2 separate regions of the Mus musculus genome follow, and region 2 is linked to region 1. Evidence: chromatin loops called from intact Hi-C (ENCODE). Cell type or tissue: left cerebral cortex. All regions are shown on one strand.

Region 1 (8,000 bases):
TAACCTAGTCCTTCCGTCTGCCTGTGTTTTCATGTGCCAGCACCACGTTTTAACGAAGCAATCTGTTCTTTGCTTAGAGGCCAAGGTCTTTTAATTATTTTTCTCATTATATAAGACATTTTGGTTGCTATTATGTAATCCCTTAACTTAGCCAGGTACTTTTCATTTGTGACCCAAAGTCTAAAGGCTACATGCATTCTACACATTCTAGAACATGTCTGACTTCTTGTCCTGTTACCCAAATGTCCTATAATCACATGTCAGTATCGAAACCTATTATATTTAATGTGCCAAGAATAATTTCAAGCTGTTTCAGAAGCAGTAGAGGCAAGTTTCTGAGGCTCTAAGAAGAAATAGTGCCACCTACCTGTATTACTGTTGAGCATGTGGTATGTACCACAGCAGTTGTTCAAAGCCGCCTTCAAGGGCTTAGAAGTGGGACTTTTTCTGGGACTCTGTCCTCCTGTGGTAATGGACACATTGACAAATACTCTGCTGGTTCTGCACTCAACTCAGGGAAAACTATGCTTGATTTTGGCTCCATAACATCTCTTCTACTCCAGGATCAAGCTTCTCGGTTACTGTACAGTTCACTTGAGAGTCATCAGCTTGAGGGCATGGAACGTTTGCCTTTCTGGAATCTTTTGACACTCAGCTGAGACTCTAGGCAGTGTTTTGTAGTTCTGTTAAGCAATGCAGCTCTTACATAACCACTTTAATCCCGACAAACTTAGCAGCTTTTCTACATAGGAATGTCGAGAAGAAAGGAGCATGGACAGTAAACTGATCAGTTCCTATAGTTGGCAGATGGACCCATGCACAGTTTTCATGAATTCTGAGTGCTTTCCATCACAGCTGATTGAAAGGGTCGTGATTATCATATACTGTTTGCCTTGCTGCTATAAGAAGTAGCTTTGCTATTGAAGACATCTGTGTCTTCAGATAAGATGAATTTAATGCTCATATTTCACATTAAGCAGTTAAGAATCAAGAATTTATTTGAAAAGTTCTCAAATTAAACTACTAATGTAAGGAGTTATATTAAAAATATATTCATGTATAGTAGAGTTTGCAGTTAGAAGAATAAAATGATGCCCAATAAATTGAAAACCATACAAATGGGAATAATTATAAATTACATAGTGTTATTTTGCCCTTAAAGAAACTCAATGTGAACCTATCTTGAAACCATAAAATTTGTTATATAAATGTTAACAGCTAACATTTAGGAGCCTTTAGTTTTTCTCTTTCTATTAAATTGAGTTTCTGTTTTTAGTTTTCCTTTTAAAATATCATATGGATTTACAATCTAATTGTAATCTGTTGTTGTGAATTCATTTCATAGTTTGATCGTTCCAGCAAATGTAACTGACAAAGATTATAGGAGTGTTTTCTATTCGTATGGGTATGCCAACTTAGCCATTAGTAAAAATAATTAGCAGGATGCTTCTTCAGGTTATGTAACTGTTTTGGTTCTCATATGCACATGTGAAAACTGTATGACTGTCATTTAAAATAAAAACACCTTACGTAGACAGCCTTTTTTGTTGTTGTCTAAATAGAAGTCAGGCAAATGCTGTTGGGAGGGTTGCTTTACACTATTTCGTGGTGATTTATTTTCTTTTTAAAATACTGGACACATTAAACTCCTCTTAATTCAGTAAATACACCCCTGCTCTTTATATATTTATTCATTGTCCCTATGTTCTTGGTCATATATTCTTATCACTTGGGTTTCAAATAGGATTAAAAAGAAGTAAAATCCTTGTACCATTTTGTGGTTTCTTATATCAGCAATGATCTTTATTCCCTCATTTCATTGCTACAAGGAAAAGAAATAGATGTGCTTAAGAAGGAAATTGAAATAAGTAATACTGAGAATGGGAGGAGTTGGTGAAAGAAAAATACTTTGTGCCCAACTTAGGAAAAAGCTATTTGACCCATTCCTACAGCTTCCGTTTTCATCCTGCTAAAGCCAATAGATCTAACTACTCTGTTCATCCCGATTCAGATGCTAATGGTGCCACTTCTGCGAGGTTATAGCAGAGTCAAAGCGTCTCACACGAGTGGGACTCTCAGTATCAGGCCTCTTGCTGTCCTTGAATCCTTGGGGTTTGAGCTCTGAGCAGATAGATCTTCATATTTGTTCTGTAAGAAGTCTTCCTAACAAAGCAGTCACCAAAGCAGCACCGTAAGCGGAATTAACGTGGGTGAACTGATCTACCAAGTTTGTGTGTGTTTTCTCTTAAAACAAAGCCAAATAATTTTATATAAAACAGCAACCAAAATACCCTCTCAACTTTCCATCAGACAAAATGGATTCAGGTTTTGTTTTACATAAAAGCTTCCCGAATCCAGGTTGTAATAGCCCATTCTTCAGTGCATCCTGCCCATTTGGTGCTTGCTTTGCAAATGTTGAGTAGATCCAGATAATTCTTTCCTTTTAAGAAAAAATTATACTCTTACATTCTCAGCATACCCACCAATATGAAGATATAGATACTTCAGTACCTACACTCAATAGTTTTGTTCTATCAGTTGGCCATGAAACATATGAACAAAAGTTTAAAAACTATTTTTTTTTTTCTGGTATGTTGAGAAAAACCCTACAGTCTGCTACAAAGTTCTTCCTCTGGAATCAGGTGGTATTAATTAATGCAAGAAAGGGTTTTAAGTGGCTAAATCTGGAGGCCTTGTTTCTTTTGACTGTGATTTTTAAATAAGTCACAATCTCTGTTTTGCAGGATTTTTTTTTTCTTTGACAGTAAAACAGTAAAACTTATCTGATTCTATTTTTTAAGTCTTCAGCAGTGTGATTTTTGTTTTAGGTAGCTTTATTTGTAGCTCTCTCTGTTCATAGTTTCTGTTTATAAGCTAAAAGTGGATGGAGGAAGTTTGGGTTTGCAATGGTGGAAGAGTAGAAAGAGCTTCTGGTCTGAGAGAGCACAGCACTTTAACTTTGAGGTGGTGGGATCAGGGTTAAGTAAATATCACGATATATTATTGGTCATATTTAATGACTCAATAATTGCAATAAACCAAAAATTATTTTTTTGACAGACTGAAGGACTTAATTGCCTGCGGGTCGTCTGAGAAAAGACAGTTTTAAGTAAGTTTTAAGTGAGTGGAGTGCAGCCTAGCTTCCATGGCTCCTCTTTCCCACTGGCCACTAGATGGAGAGGTGGTCCGTGTCCACAGCTTATCCGTGGTACACCGCTCACTTCTGAGTTTCTACTGGCAAAGCTGAACTGGATGCCTTTGAACATTTTATGAACACAGACATGATATTTAGGCGATGCCATCAGAGAATACACTGTCTTCTATAAAATCATAATGTGATTTTCATGAAATTCAAAAAGATTTGTTTTTCCTTAGCCCCTGTAAGTCCTGGCAGACCTGGGAGGCCAGCATCACAACTCTGGTTTTAACTGCCACAATAGCCCCTCTTGCCTCTTTCAAATTTGTCCATTTAGAAAGGGCCTGGAATGAATGTCAGCACGACAGTGCCACCTTGTGTCCCTGTTGCTATGAGAGTAACTAATGCATGAGCCAGTGAAAAGGAAACAACTGGACATTCAGAAAAATATTTGCAATTTGTTCTAAGCCTTGGTTTTGCATTAATGTTACAAAAATACGTATGAAGTGTTTTAGTGTGTTCGAGAATTCTTAATTCTCAAGAAAATATTAGGATCTGTGTATTTCCCTCTCTCATACTAGTATTGAAAATTTTAAAATGCTGAGTTCAGGGAGGGATGTATTTAACTTAGAGTTAGAGATGGAGAAGACAAGAGATTTTCACCCAGTTCTTACCGCTTATAAAACTGAAACTAAGCACATCAGACACCAAGCTATTTCTTCTTTTGAATTCTGATGGGAACTTTTCTATGCATCCCTTGTAATACCACTTCTCACATTCACTTGTCATTGTTTCTGAGCATATAGGCTGTGTAAGCCCTGGGCTGGAGGATGAGACTTATGTATGACTGTCTGTCATTCTGGAACCTTCTATGGTACTCAGAATACTCACTCAAGTCACTTGAGGTTCACATGAATACTTATACTGGGCAGCTTATGACACATTTATTTATTTTGCACACACACATAATACACAACACACACACACACACACATATACACACTTACTTTATCCTTCTCTCTCCAAGATTTAAATGGTTTTCAAAGAATTTCTCTTGGAAGAACACCTTTTGACTTAGCTCCTTTTCAAACAATCCTCTCTAACTTTCTCTTTGATACTATACACACACACACACACACACACACATATATATACACATATATATATGTGTGTGTATATATATTATGTATATATGTATGTATATATATATGTATATATTTAGTTTTTCTTCTTTTTTTAATTAATTTATTTTTTTACACTCCATATTTTATTCCCCCCATCCACCCTCTAACTGTTCCACTTCCCACACCTCCTCCCCACCCACCTGTCTCCACGTGGATGTCCCCACCACCCCACCCCACCTGATCTCTAAACTTCCTGGGGCCTCCAGTCTCTTGAGGGTTAGGTGCATCATCTTTGAACGAACACAGACCGGGCAGTCCTCTACTGTATGTATGTTGGGGGCCTCATATCAGCTGGTGTATGCTGCCTGTTTGGTGGTCCAGTATCTGAGAGATCTCGGGGGTCCAGATTAATTGAGACTGCTGGTCCTCCTACAGGATCACCCTTTTCTTCACCTTCTTCCAGCCTTCTCTAATTCAACAATGGGTCAGCTGCTTCTGTCCATTGGTTGGGTGCAACTATCTACCTCTGACTCTTTCAGCTGCTTGTTGGGTCTTTTGGAGGGCAGTCATGATAGGTCCCTTTTTGTGAGTGCTCCTTATTAAAATGACATTTTCTGTTTGTGTGTGTGTTATGGTTGGCTGTGCAGTAGTCAATGCTCGGTTTCTAATTTCAGCTTCACAACAAAATTCTTGTGCTAATGTGAATGAGATACTTGGCCCTCCTACATCAGTGCATAAAAGAATTGGACTGATCCGGCTGATCTGAAGGGTGTCAACTCATGAGTTTTGGAAGGCCTGCTCTTGTGTTTACATTATTTTTGTACCTTTGACATCTCAGTTTTTGAATTACTACTATAGCTAAAAGTTAAATTACTCATTGTTGAAAATATTACCTGTTATCTCATGACTCAGAAGAGAAAGCTCTTCTTACAGGGTTACATTTAAAGTGGGCATGGGAATTATAAGAGAGAGGCACCGTAAGATTTTGCATTTTATTAAATATTTAGTTTGGTTGATTGGGCTACCACCATCTTTCTCTTTTAAGCTATAAAATAAGTAGAATATTTTTAAAGAGCAACTACTTGCCACCTACATATTATTTCATGCTATTTTAAACTTTATTCATAACTTGTTAAAGTCAGAGTTAAGGTTTAAGTTTCACATGTTTTTGTATGGAACTTATGCTTGAGTTTTAAGTCCACATATCACTGAAAACACAAATAAACTTAGGATTGGATAATTCACTTAACTTTTTAAGTTTGCCTTTATAATTTTTAAAAAGCAATAGTAGATGTTACCTTTCCTATAAACTCTTATAGAGTTATTGTGAGGATTAAACGAGTGAGTTCATGTCTGTAAAGCTTTCACGAGTAGTAAAAACAGTGTACAAATACTAAGGAGTGTCCCTGCAATTACTGCTGTAACTAAAGAAGGAACGATAATAAAGTCCAAGTCAGAGCAACACACACAGCTTAAGAACATTCAAATCTGGGGCATTACTTAGAATGCTCCTCTGTGGCAGCAGACTCTTTAGAGATGTTTTCGAAATTTTCTGTATTTTGCCTTAATAACTAGTAAATGTAAAACAAGACTACATCTACTGTCTTTAAATAACTTTTTATACTTAGTGTTCACAAGTTGCTTTTGATCATATTTATTAAGTATAGAAGCTAATTTTTAAAAAGTAAGCAATTGTTATGGGAAATGTTTTCAAACATTTAATTATTATACCATATAGTTCATTGGTTTTTAAGCATCAGGGTGCATAATAATCACCTTACAGTATTTCTTAAATTTTAGTTATCCAAGCTCCATCACCAGTAATTGGTCAATGAAACTCAGGAATCCTGCATTGTAGCTGGTCCAATCAATTGAGAAAATATTAGTTGACTTTTATGTCATCTACATATAGTCTCAGATGTATCACAATCAGCAAGTGAGTTTTCATATGCATGGATTCCAAAGTCACATGTATCTTATAAAAGCTACTCCATCAGTTTTTATTGCAAACTGTGAGAATGACTGCTTTTTATTTTTTTAAGGTCTAATGTTACAATATGTTTATCCTTGCATCCAAATTCAACTTCATCAATCATATGATTCCTTAAGTAAATACAGCTGTATTTTACATGTGAAAGGCTAGTCAGTACTGCCATATATTAAAAGTTTAGTCTTGTCTTATAACCAAAACTTACGGAAGAAGGACAATACTTTTTGTTTTTCACACAGGTTACTTAATTTATCTTTACCTACAAGTCTGCATGTACAGTGATAGTCTGTCTGTGCTTCAGATGAAAACCCCTGTGTAGAATCCATTGTGACATTAGTTGACAGCTGTGTACACCAAAGTTGAGATTCAGGGTCTGTGTTTTTTTCACTACATTATATTATTTTCCCCAAATCTAATGAACCTTTATCAAATTCTCATTATGTTAAGTGGTAGTATCTAATTTTGGGAGGCATAAATGTGTGTGAGCCACTTGATATAATAGTTATTAATTAAATCATGTTAATGGAAAGAAATTCTTACTTTTCCATTGAAAATGATTTCTGGATGGAGGTAGAAATAAAATACCAACAATCAAAAGGAGCCTACATAGTTCTTCTAACTATAGTCATTGAATTCTTAAGTAGCTTTACTTATGGGATTATGAGGTATTTCCTACAAGAGAAGAAAACTAGGCTTGTAATGGTTAAGTGACTCATACATGATTGCATATTTAGTAAGGGGCAGAGCTTAGGTTAAATACGGATTCAGTCTAACATTGATAGCAAAGTTAGTTCTCTTACTATATTATCAGTGACTTTAAGTGTACTCTTTACAATCATAGTATACCCCAGAATCAAAAGGTGTCACATTTGTTAACCACAAGTCACAAAGTGCTAATAAGCTTTGTAGGATATAAGTTTATTTCTAATGCATGTCGAGTAGTCACAGTGTAAAGAAACTATGGTCTGTGTCATCTATGTTTGAAAATAACCATGATCTTATAAATCAAGATACATATATAGTTTGGGAAAGTTTTGATGACAACTTAATTCATATATTAAACATGTATGTATGTATGTATGTATGTATGTATGTATCCAGATGTAGTAACAGGAGAATGTAATCCTTTCTTTAGAAGAACTTCAATTTTGGGGATTTGGATTACATTTGAAATTCTAAGAGTGACCTTTTCCCAAATTACACTCTTTTAGGTGGTCATCTTGGGAAGAATGAAGGGTAGATCTTAAAATTAAGAAGTTTACCTACTCTTTTTTCAAATATAGAAATTAAAACATGATTTTGTAGAAAGTCAAATTTAGTAAGGGAGTATGAAATGGAAAATTTTGTCAGTAATTTATTTAAGCTCCACAGGGAAAATTCTGTAGGCTCTTTGAATATCCTAAATTTATTTTGATTTGAGACCAGCTTAAAGGGCATGTCTATCTTAAAACAGTTCTCCATTTTTCTGAGGAAAATTCCACAGGAGCTAGTAGTGGGAGGTAGTATACCAACAGTGACCCTGTTGGGGCCAAATAAGCACTTTGACATAACTCACTCCTTCCCGATCTTGAGGCCAGCGTGTGTCCTGGCTACTGGGCATGTTCAATTTTGACAGCTAATTTTATGTCTTTGCAAACACAGAAAGTCAGAAAACTCAATGGGGAGGGGAAGGTGTGACTGGTATTATGTAGATGAGGTTTTGGCTCGGAGTAAAACGTGAAAACATCTAGCCAGTATAGGCATATGGGAA
Region 2 (8,000 bases), 660 kb after region 1:
AAATTGCAAGGAAAGCTACAGTCACATGTTATTGTCACAGAAAAATATTTTGCCTTCTCCTGAGCTGCAGAGACAGGGCAGACTGAGTTACAACCCAATAGTCTCTGCTGTTCAGAAAACTGCTTCCTTACACACACAAAAGACATAATTCCTAAGGTGGGAAGGATATAAACATGAACTTTGAAGCAGTGTGTCCTTCCTGGGGCTGCGTGTGCTCTGTACCTGTTCTCGCCATTTGTGAGGTAATGATGAAGCAGTGCTGATTTGAACACATTACCTGTACACATGCGCAGGGCTGCCTGCTGACACTCACTGTTGTGATAATTAAATGAGATGGTGTATATATAGGGTCTGGCACGGCAGAGATGAGTATGTCTACTCAATCCACTGAGATGTACTGAGCGCTCAGTGGGTGTCACTATTCTGGGCACCGCGAAGTGTAGCAAAGAACACAAACAAAGCCTCACTTATTCAGTTTGCCGGCTCTATAAATGGCAAACAGACAAAATAGGTTCATGGAAGCTAACAGAGGACTGATCTGATTTTATTTTGCTTTTTCCTTCCAGAAAGTATAATTGAGAGGAACAGGGTGAAGGAAATGCAAATGCGAAAGGGAAGCAGTAGGTACGCTGACGAATCTTGCCACCCCATCTCCCATTCCCTGTCCTAATGCATGACCCAGCGACCTCTCGGGACTCCAGAGCCCATGCTCTCCAAGTCAGACTGTAAGACCCCACCCTAGGGCCATCCTGCTCCTTCAGAGAAGGTACCGCTCTTGCCTTCCAGTTTAACTGATTCAAAGATGAGATCAACAACTCTTCGTTGTCTCTCTCCCGTGTCTTCACCATGCTTTGAGCATCCCTTAGTCTCACCCACACCTCAGACATGGTCCCCTCCATTCAACTCCCTTCAGTTAAAACCTTTATATGTGCCATTTATTTCCTGCCAGGATCCTGACTATTGTGAGGGAGGAAAGACACTGAAAAAATATTTCAAATCAGCCCTGCCAAGAAGAAAGGGGGGAAAGATTGAGATAATAAAATGTTTTAATCATGAAAACATTTTAAACTAATGTTAGAATACTGGGCCATGTCTTGAAAGGCTGAATGGTAAGAAGGCGCGATAACCCAGAGTCCCGTAGGTGGTGTCCATGAATAGCCACAGTGTTGTTCAGGCTCATGGCCCGCCGCAGCTTGCTTGACCCTCAGCTCCAAGGGACTGTCCACACAGCTACAGCAATGACAGGCATGTGAACAGAAGGGGGCAGTTAACATTCCTTCTCCATTGATGGCAGTTAGCCCCTGAACCAGATATTCAAAATACTGCTAAGATGAAGATCTTACTTATATAGCTAACATGAACACCACAGGACTAATATTTTTCAAAAAGCCCCATTCTCCAGCACTTGGTTCTGGACCAGCACTGTGCTAAACACAACCTGGCTCGTCTCCTTTATTCTTAATCACAGCCCATAGCTGGAAGGCATTGCTGTTCCCATTTTACAGATAGGGAAGATAAGGCCTCAAAGATGCAAAATAACCTGCCTCGGGCACAAGGCTGCTAGCTAGTGGAGCTCAGTTTTCCTAAATTCCCCTCCCTAGGTGGGAGTGTCGGTGGCTTTTTCCTTCGTCCCTCTCCGTCTGTCCGCAGACACTCTACAGTTAAACAGCAGAGTAAGTAAGGAAATGGTTCCGACTCCAGAAAGGCCAAGAAAGGCATCACTGATCTCAATTATCTTGATCCCGCGACTGCGTAATTATTTATCAAAGGGAGGTTCTGACTAATTCTTTCCTCTCCAGCCAGGCTGATTAGTGGAAAGCATAATCTGCAGCAGAGGGTGGGAGCCCAGTGGAAGGAGAGAATTGGAGGAGAGAGGGAGAAAGATGGAAGAGAGCACTCGCCTCTCAACAGACCCTGGAGACTGATAAGAGCTCGCATGGATAAAATATTTATTTTTCCATATGTTGCAGAAAGCACTTCTGCCACTGTATGTGTGCAATATGTGCGAAGGAGTGTGAACTGTATACATCCAACACCACCGATCTGCCTTGTTCCCGTGCATTTAACAGGCTTAATACCTAACAGCGCATCCATATGTTTTAATGCATATTTCTCTGCAAAAACAATATGGTCTAGTTTGGGACGAGCCAGCAGCCTCCACAGCCTCACTCACTGCTATGTTTCAGCCCTCAACTTACTGCCGGGGCCAGCACAGGGAGAGTTAAAGACCAGAAGGTTCTGCCGGCCAGCTCAGCTGCCCTTCACCTTAAACGCCTTCCTGGTTCTTAAAGCAGCCTTTTTCTCATAACAAAAATGTTCACAGTGGGGAGATGAAAATGTTTTTGTTCTTTGGACAATTGGGACATGTTCAGTCAGAATGTCAGAACTGACCGTTGAAAGGCGGGTGCCTGCGGCCACACTTCTCTCTCTCTCTCTCTCTCTCTCTCTCTCTCTCTCTCTCTCTCTCTCTCTCTTTGAATGCAGAGCTGCACCAGTGTGGCGGGAGGAAGTGCACAATGATTGGCCTGTTTTTCTGTAGAAGTGTTCAGGGTACACCCAGTTTTGCTTTGCATATATTTGCGAAACATCTGCCCTTTTCTTGTTCTGAAGTCTCTCTCCCTCACGGCCCCTTTCTCCTCTCCCCCGGGTTTTTTCTTTGTTGTTGTTGTTGGCTTCTCTGACTTCTACGTAGAAGTTTTCATTTTCTGGTTGAGGGACAACCTCATCAGAGTGTATAGTTGAGAGAGAGAGAGAGAGAGAGAGAGAGAGAGAGAGAGAGAGAGAGAGACAGAGAGAGAGAGAGACAGAGAGAGAGACAGAGAGAGAGAGAGACAGAGAGAGAGAGACAGAGAGAGAGACAGAGAGAGAGAGAGAGAGAGAGAGAGAGAGAGAATATGAATATGCACAGCAGGCGGGGAGAGAACAAACTTGAAAGAGACTGAGAGGCCAGGCCAGAGAGAGCTTGGCACACCAGCCTTTGGCATGGTGACCAGGAGGAAGGTTCTGGTAGTTTAGGCTCTAAAATACTGCCTGGAGTCAGCCAGTGTGCTGCTGCCCTCTACAGGCGCCAGGGGATAGTGCAAACTACTTAGACTTGTACAGACATGTCCTCAGATGTGCCATGTTTATACAATCCCCTTTATGCAACCAAAGAAGGCATTTTCAGTTAATTACAAGAGAGTTTGCTCTTTCCTCCTTAATAAACCACAAACTGAAAAAAAAATTGGTCATAGAACAGCACCTGTGCATGTCAGACAGACTGCTGTTTTGTGTTAACGCTTCTTGGCTTCAGAAAAAGGAATCCCAGAGAATTATAAAAGAGGTTGGAATGGGAGAGGAAGTGCTCCAACGGACAGTGTGCAGGGCTCTGGTCTGTGACGTTGGAGCACTGCCGTGGTAAGAGGAGAAGTGAACTGGCAGGAAGCAAGGAAGGGAAGGGGCCAGGCAGGTTGGGTTTGAATGTGTTCTACTCGCTGAGGTGGCTACAATGTCCCTGGGCCATGGACAGCCACCAAAGGTGGTCCTGGACATAGGTGGGGCACAGAAAATCAGGCATGCATCAAACTCTAATTCAGGACAAGAAGTAAGGGCATAAGCCGTGCAATTTCTCCAGAGTTAGACCTCATGGGTGGCTTGGCAGTACACTGGTGCAAGAGTGTGCTCTTAATTCCATGAACCACATGTCAAAAGCTAGCTGAGGCCTTGTCTGTAAACATAGAGACCATTTTTTTTTCTGCTACATAATGATGGCCATTGGTGTTTTGTCCCTATATTTAGGTGACTTACAAGGACCAGCCACTCTTACTAAAGACTCTTCTTGTAATCAATGAAAAAGCAACCAATCCAGGTTGATTCCCCTGCCGCATAAAATGAGGAAGCTTAATTGAGATTCAAACTAGGACTGGTCTCCAAGTATATTTAAATTTCAGCTCTATTTAATTCTGTCAGCAAACAGTTCGCAAGTGGCTGCTGTGTATATGGTTCACAGTATGGAATTATGGAATAGGCAGTAACCCCAGGAGGACAGGACCAAGATTGCTCAGCCTCTGTGGCACATCACAGCCACTTAGTCTCTGTACCGAGAGTGTGGATGGGGGAGTGGGGGAGGGGAGCAGAAAGGCGGAGTAAAGAAAGGGATGAACACCAGAAATGGGACAACTGCTAAGACACTCCCCTTCCACAGAAAGCCCATTCTCTCTGAGAGCCAATAGCACGGAACTGTTAGTGAAATAAAGAGTTAGTGAGTAAGGCAGGAATCCTGCAACCACTGAGGGATCTCAGAGTGATGCAGAGAGGAGCCATCCTGTCTGAAAGAGGGGAGTCACAGCAGTCTAGCATAGAGACGGCATTTAATAAGTGTGAAGGAAGGTTCCTCTCATTTCATCGGCAGAGATGAGAAAAGGCAGTTCAAAGCAAGGACAGTAATGAGTAAAGGTAAAGAGCCAAGAGTGTACATTCCAGACCCCTGGGAATGATAAACGCACACCAAGGCAGCCAATACACATGGCCCATGAGATAAGGTAGGGCAGATAAGGAACTGTCCTCAGATTCCAGGCTGCCACGGTGCTGCGGGATCGAGTGACTGGAAAGCAGCAGAGCTAGGGTCTTGGAGGAAGGAGAATAAGTCAGCAGCGCAGTAGGGAAAGCATTGAGGCTGCCGTCTGCAGAGGGAGCAGGCTGGTGAAGACAGCTGGGCAAGCTGGCCACGGGGCAAGAGAAAAGTGAGCAAGGGGCTTCCAGCCGATGGCAGGCCCCAGTGGCAGAAACAGGCCCCTCAGAGGAAACACTGCTTCTCCAGGGGAAACAGACAGTGGGAGGGGGCAGTTAGACAGGGAAGACTTTGATTTTTAATCCTTTCTGAATCTGAAAGACCAGAAGAGCAGATCCTTGGGGGTCCTGATAGGCACAGGATTTGAGGGTTAGCCCCAGACCCCCATCAGCAATGAATAAGGCACTGCGGCTTGTTTCTGTTATGTTGGCTTTCTCCACACTGAGAAATATATCTGAAAGCCCCCAACTCCATCCTCATCTTTACCACGCTGTCTCTGCCTCATGCCCTCTGAAGAAACAGATTTGATTTCACAACCTGTTGGACTAAAAACACAGCATACTAATCATAACACCATATTCTGCGAGGGCAGATTTGACTACCCAGTACAACACATTTCAATACGAAATATTCTGTATACAAGTCCAAAGCCATGCTCATAGAAACAAGAACATGGAAACACAGCAATTTACAACAGATTATGTACCACACATAATCTATCCAAAAAAAGGGGGGGGACCCATACTCTATGGTAGCATAGTGATAGAAAAAGACACAAAGCCACAGAAACTGGGGACATGTTCAAGAAGGATCTCATCCCTTTTGGGGTGTCCATGCGCTACATAAATGCCGATTTGCTAGTTATCATTGATTGTCATGGAGAAAAGGATCCTGGGCTGACTGATAGCTGAACTATTTCACATTCTGTTCCTCACTAAATCACACCACCACCATTCTACTCCCTATCAGCAATCTCTTCCTCAGAAGGCACATAAATACCAGTCATGCTCCTAAACTCTGGGAGCCTATACTAAACCAAAGAGCATGGAGAATCTTAAGGCTGGGATGGAGAGAGAGAGGGAAGGGTATGTGTGAGACACCATTCATCTTTGCCTCTTAGAACCTACACCATCTTAATCGCTTTTCACTTCCTACTTTACAGTCACCTCTGCCACTACCCCTTCCTCTGGACAGCCTGCAGATGGAGACTAGGATTTGAAATTCTGTGTTGCTTTCACATAAAACTAATAGTAACAGATTTAAAGCTAGAAGGAGCGTGTAGGGCCTTCTAATCCAAGCCCTTTATTTTGCAGATGAGGAAACTGAAGCCCAGAGAAGTGAAGTGAGGTGCCCAAAGCCACACAGCAAGTTGCAGGCACAGCTAGTTCCGTAGCTCAAGTCTCCTGACTCCCAGTCCAGTGTTCTTCCCATTACTCCACGGGTCCTGTCTCTAAGCTTCCTGACAAATGCTAGAACGGTAAACCTCCACTAGTATTTTTCCAGACCATGTTAAAAATCTAAGGGGGGAAAGGATGCTTTCTTGGATAATGTCAGCCATACGTAGCTCAAGCTGTCTAAAGTTCTGGGACAGGGTCTTTTTATACAGCCAACAGAGTCCAAATGTGGTGCTGTTTGCTTGGCCCATATGCTTTCGTGTGTTCCCAGTTAGGCCATTACTGGAGGGAAAAAAACAAGAATCAGCTTGTTTTAAAACAAGGGACATACTGGACTCCCTCCCATCCCCCTTCAGAAAAAAAAAATCAAGTTATCTTTAACAGATTCTAAAAATGCCTTTTCCCAAATATGCAGTCAGTTCCTTCAAAGGGCCCTTTGTTTATTCTCAGGAAGAAACCCAAGACAGCTGAAAACCAGAAGGCATCTGAGGAGAATGAGATTACTCAGCCGGGCGGATCCAGCGCCAAGCCGGCCCTTCCCTGCCTGAACTTTGAAGCTGTTTTGTCTCCAGCCCCAGCCCTCATCCACTCGACACATTCACTGACAAACTCTCACGCTCACACCGGGTCATCTGATTGTGAGTACCGCAGTGAGGTGATGGTGTCTTCCCAAAGCTTGGCGCCGTGCTTCCCCCCCACCCCCCCACCCCAGGGTTCTGGCTGTTTTGCATTCAGAGCAAGCTGTTTCCATTTGGTCTTCCAAAGTAGCCAAAAGTAGCATGCCACCATTTTGATCCAACCAGCATCTATATATTTTCAAAGCCAGAGAATATTTTAAAGCCAGGTAACCAGCCACTTGGCCTCCGATTGGTGATTAATTGCATGTGACCCTGTTCTCTTTTGAGACATTAACTCAAGAAAAGAAGTGATATGCCACTTCCTGGTGTTCTAGCTCTCGGTAACAGCACTTCGACCAACCGTTACTAAGTAGAATAACCAAATATGGACCTCAGAAGGCCAGTGAGACACAAGGAAACAGCCATTTCCAAATTACATAACCCAAGTCAGATTTGCATTAGTTATTGGAATCTCATGTAGCTTGGCTGAATTTCGGTCTTTCCAGTTCTTAATTTATTTTGAAGTGGTTAAAGGATGGCATACATTTACAGAAGAAAAAAGAATGGCTTCCAAGAATTCAAAAGCCACCCAGACTTCGAATAGCCAATAAGAATGCAGGTTAAAAATATTTTTTAATTAAAAAAAACTGCCTACAAGCTAAATTTGGAAATGGGCACTTAATGCAAGTCGTCACTATTGAAATCACTTCTTTGCTGTTTATTTTTGCCATCTTCTCACTAATCTAGAAGTCACTTCTTAAATTCTATTTTAAGGAAGTTGGTAGATCACGTGAGGAGGCTGTTTTTTGTGTCTGAAGTGTAACCCGGCACTTGAGAGAGGAGCACATGTTGACAATACCAAAGGACACAGCATTCCTGTTAGCTAAGATACCCAACAGCTCTGGGAACTGATCTCTCCACAGGACGGCTGGTAACAGGCAGAGAGCCGACATGGGGATGAGTTAAATAGACCAGGAAAGCTTTATTACCAAAAAGGACTCCATTCATCCTGCTCCTCACAGACAAAATTTAAAAAAAAAAAAAGGAAAGGAAAGGAAAGGAAAGGAAAGGAAAGGAAAGGAAAGGAAAGGAAAGGAAAGGAAAGGAAAGGAAAGGAAAAGAAAGGAAAGGAAAGGAAAAAGGAAAAAAAAGAAATCTCCATTAGGAAATGAGATTCCAAATCTCTTGCTATTATTTTCTGGCAGAAGAAATATAAAATTCTGCAAGTAGGACAAAGGTGAGTGGGTCTAGGAGACTCCTCCCCCACTCACTTTGCCATCTTAGCCTCTAGATAAGGGGGTATGAGCTGGGGCAGGGGCTGGGCTGTAGCCACACTCAACTGTCACTAGAGAATGGGAACAAAGTGAGATCCAAGTTACTCAGGCCAAGTGATCTGTACCATCAGACTACGGCTTCTGTTTAGATACAGGGGCAGAAGCA

The links. Peaks named below come from ENCODE experiments on the same cell type or tissue, not always from the same donor. Only the 100,000 strongest peaks of a DNase experiment are listed, where the experiment ranks them.
Region 2: it touches region 1 in a loop (2.0-fold over the local background); 6 of 42 quality-filtered maps call a loop at or near these places.

The regions. Positions count from the first base shown.
Region 1 is chr16:42,911,436-42,919,435 of GRCm38, forward strand. The region is part of intron 1 of Zbtb20 (zinc finger and BTB domain containing 20); the gene reads left to right. It overlaps Gm19522 (predicted gene, 19522), which reads right to left and starts at 635. Exons shown (of 4, transcript NR_040402.1): 1 at 368-635. In left cerebral cortex, CTCF peaks have their summits at 317 and 3,522 (motif pointing left); a DNase peak (open chromatin) is centred at 3,482; H3K27ac peaks cover 1,482 bases.
Region 2 is chr16:43,571,168-43,579,167 of GRCm38, forward strand. Zbtb20 (zinc finger and BTB domain containing 20) reads left to right here. Exons shown (of 11, transcript NM_001285805.1): 7 at 567-624; 8 at 5,863-6,026; 9 at 6,394-6,581. The coding sequence starts at 6,016. Among named protein-coding and RNA genes, the nearest start is that of Mir568, 65 kb to the right of the region's middle. In left cerebral cortex, a CTCF peak has its summit at 3,069 (motif pointing left); DNase peaks (open chromatin) are centred at 417, 763, 2,014, 2,519 and 3 more places; H3K27ac peaks cover 5,419 bases.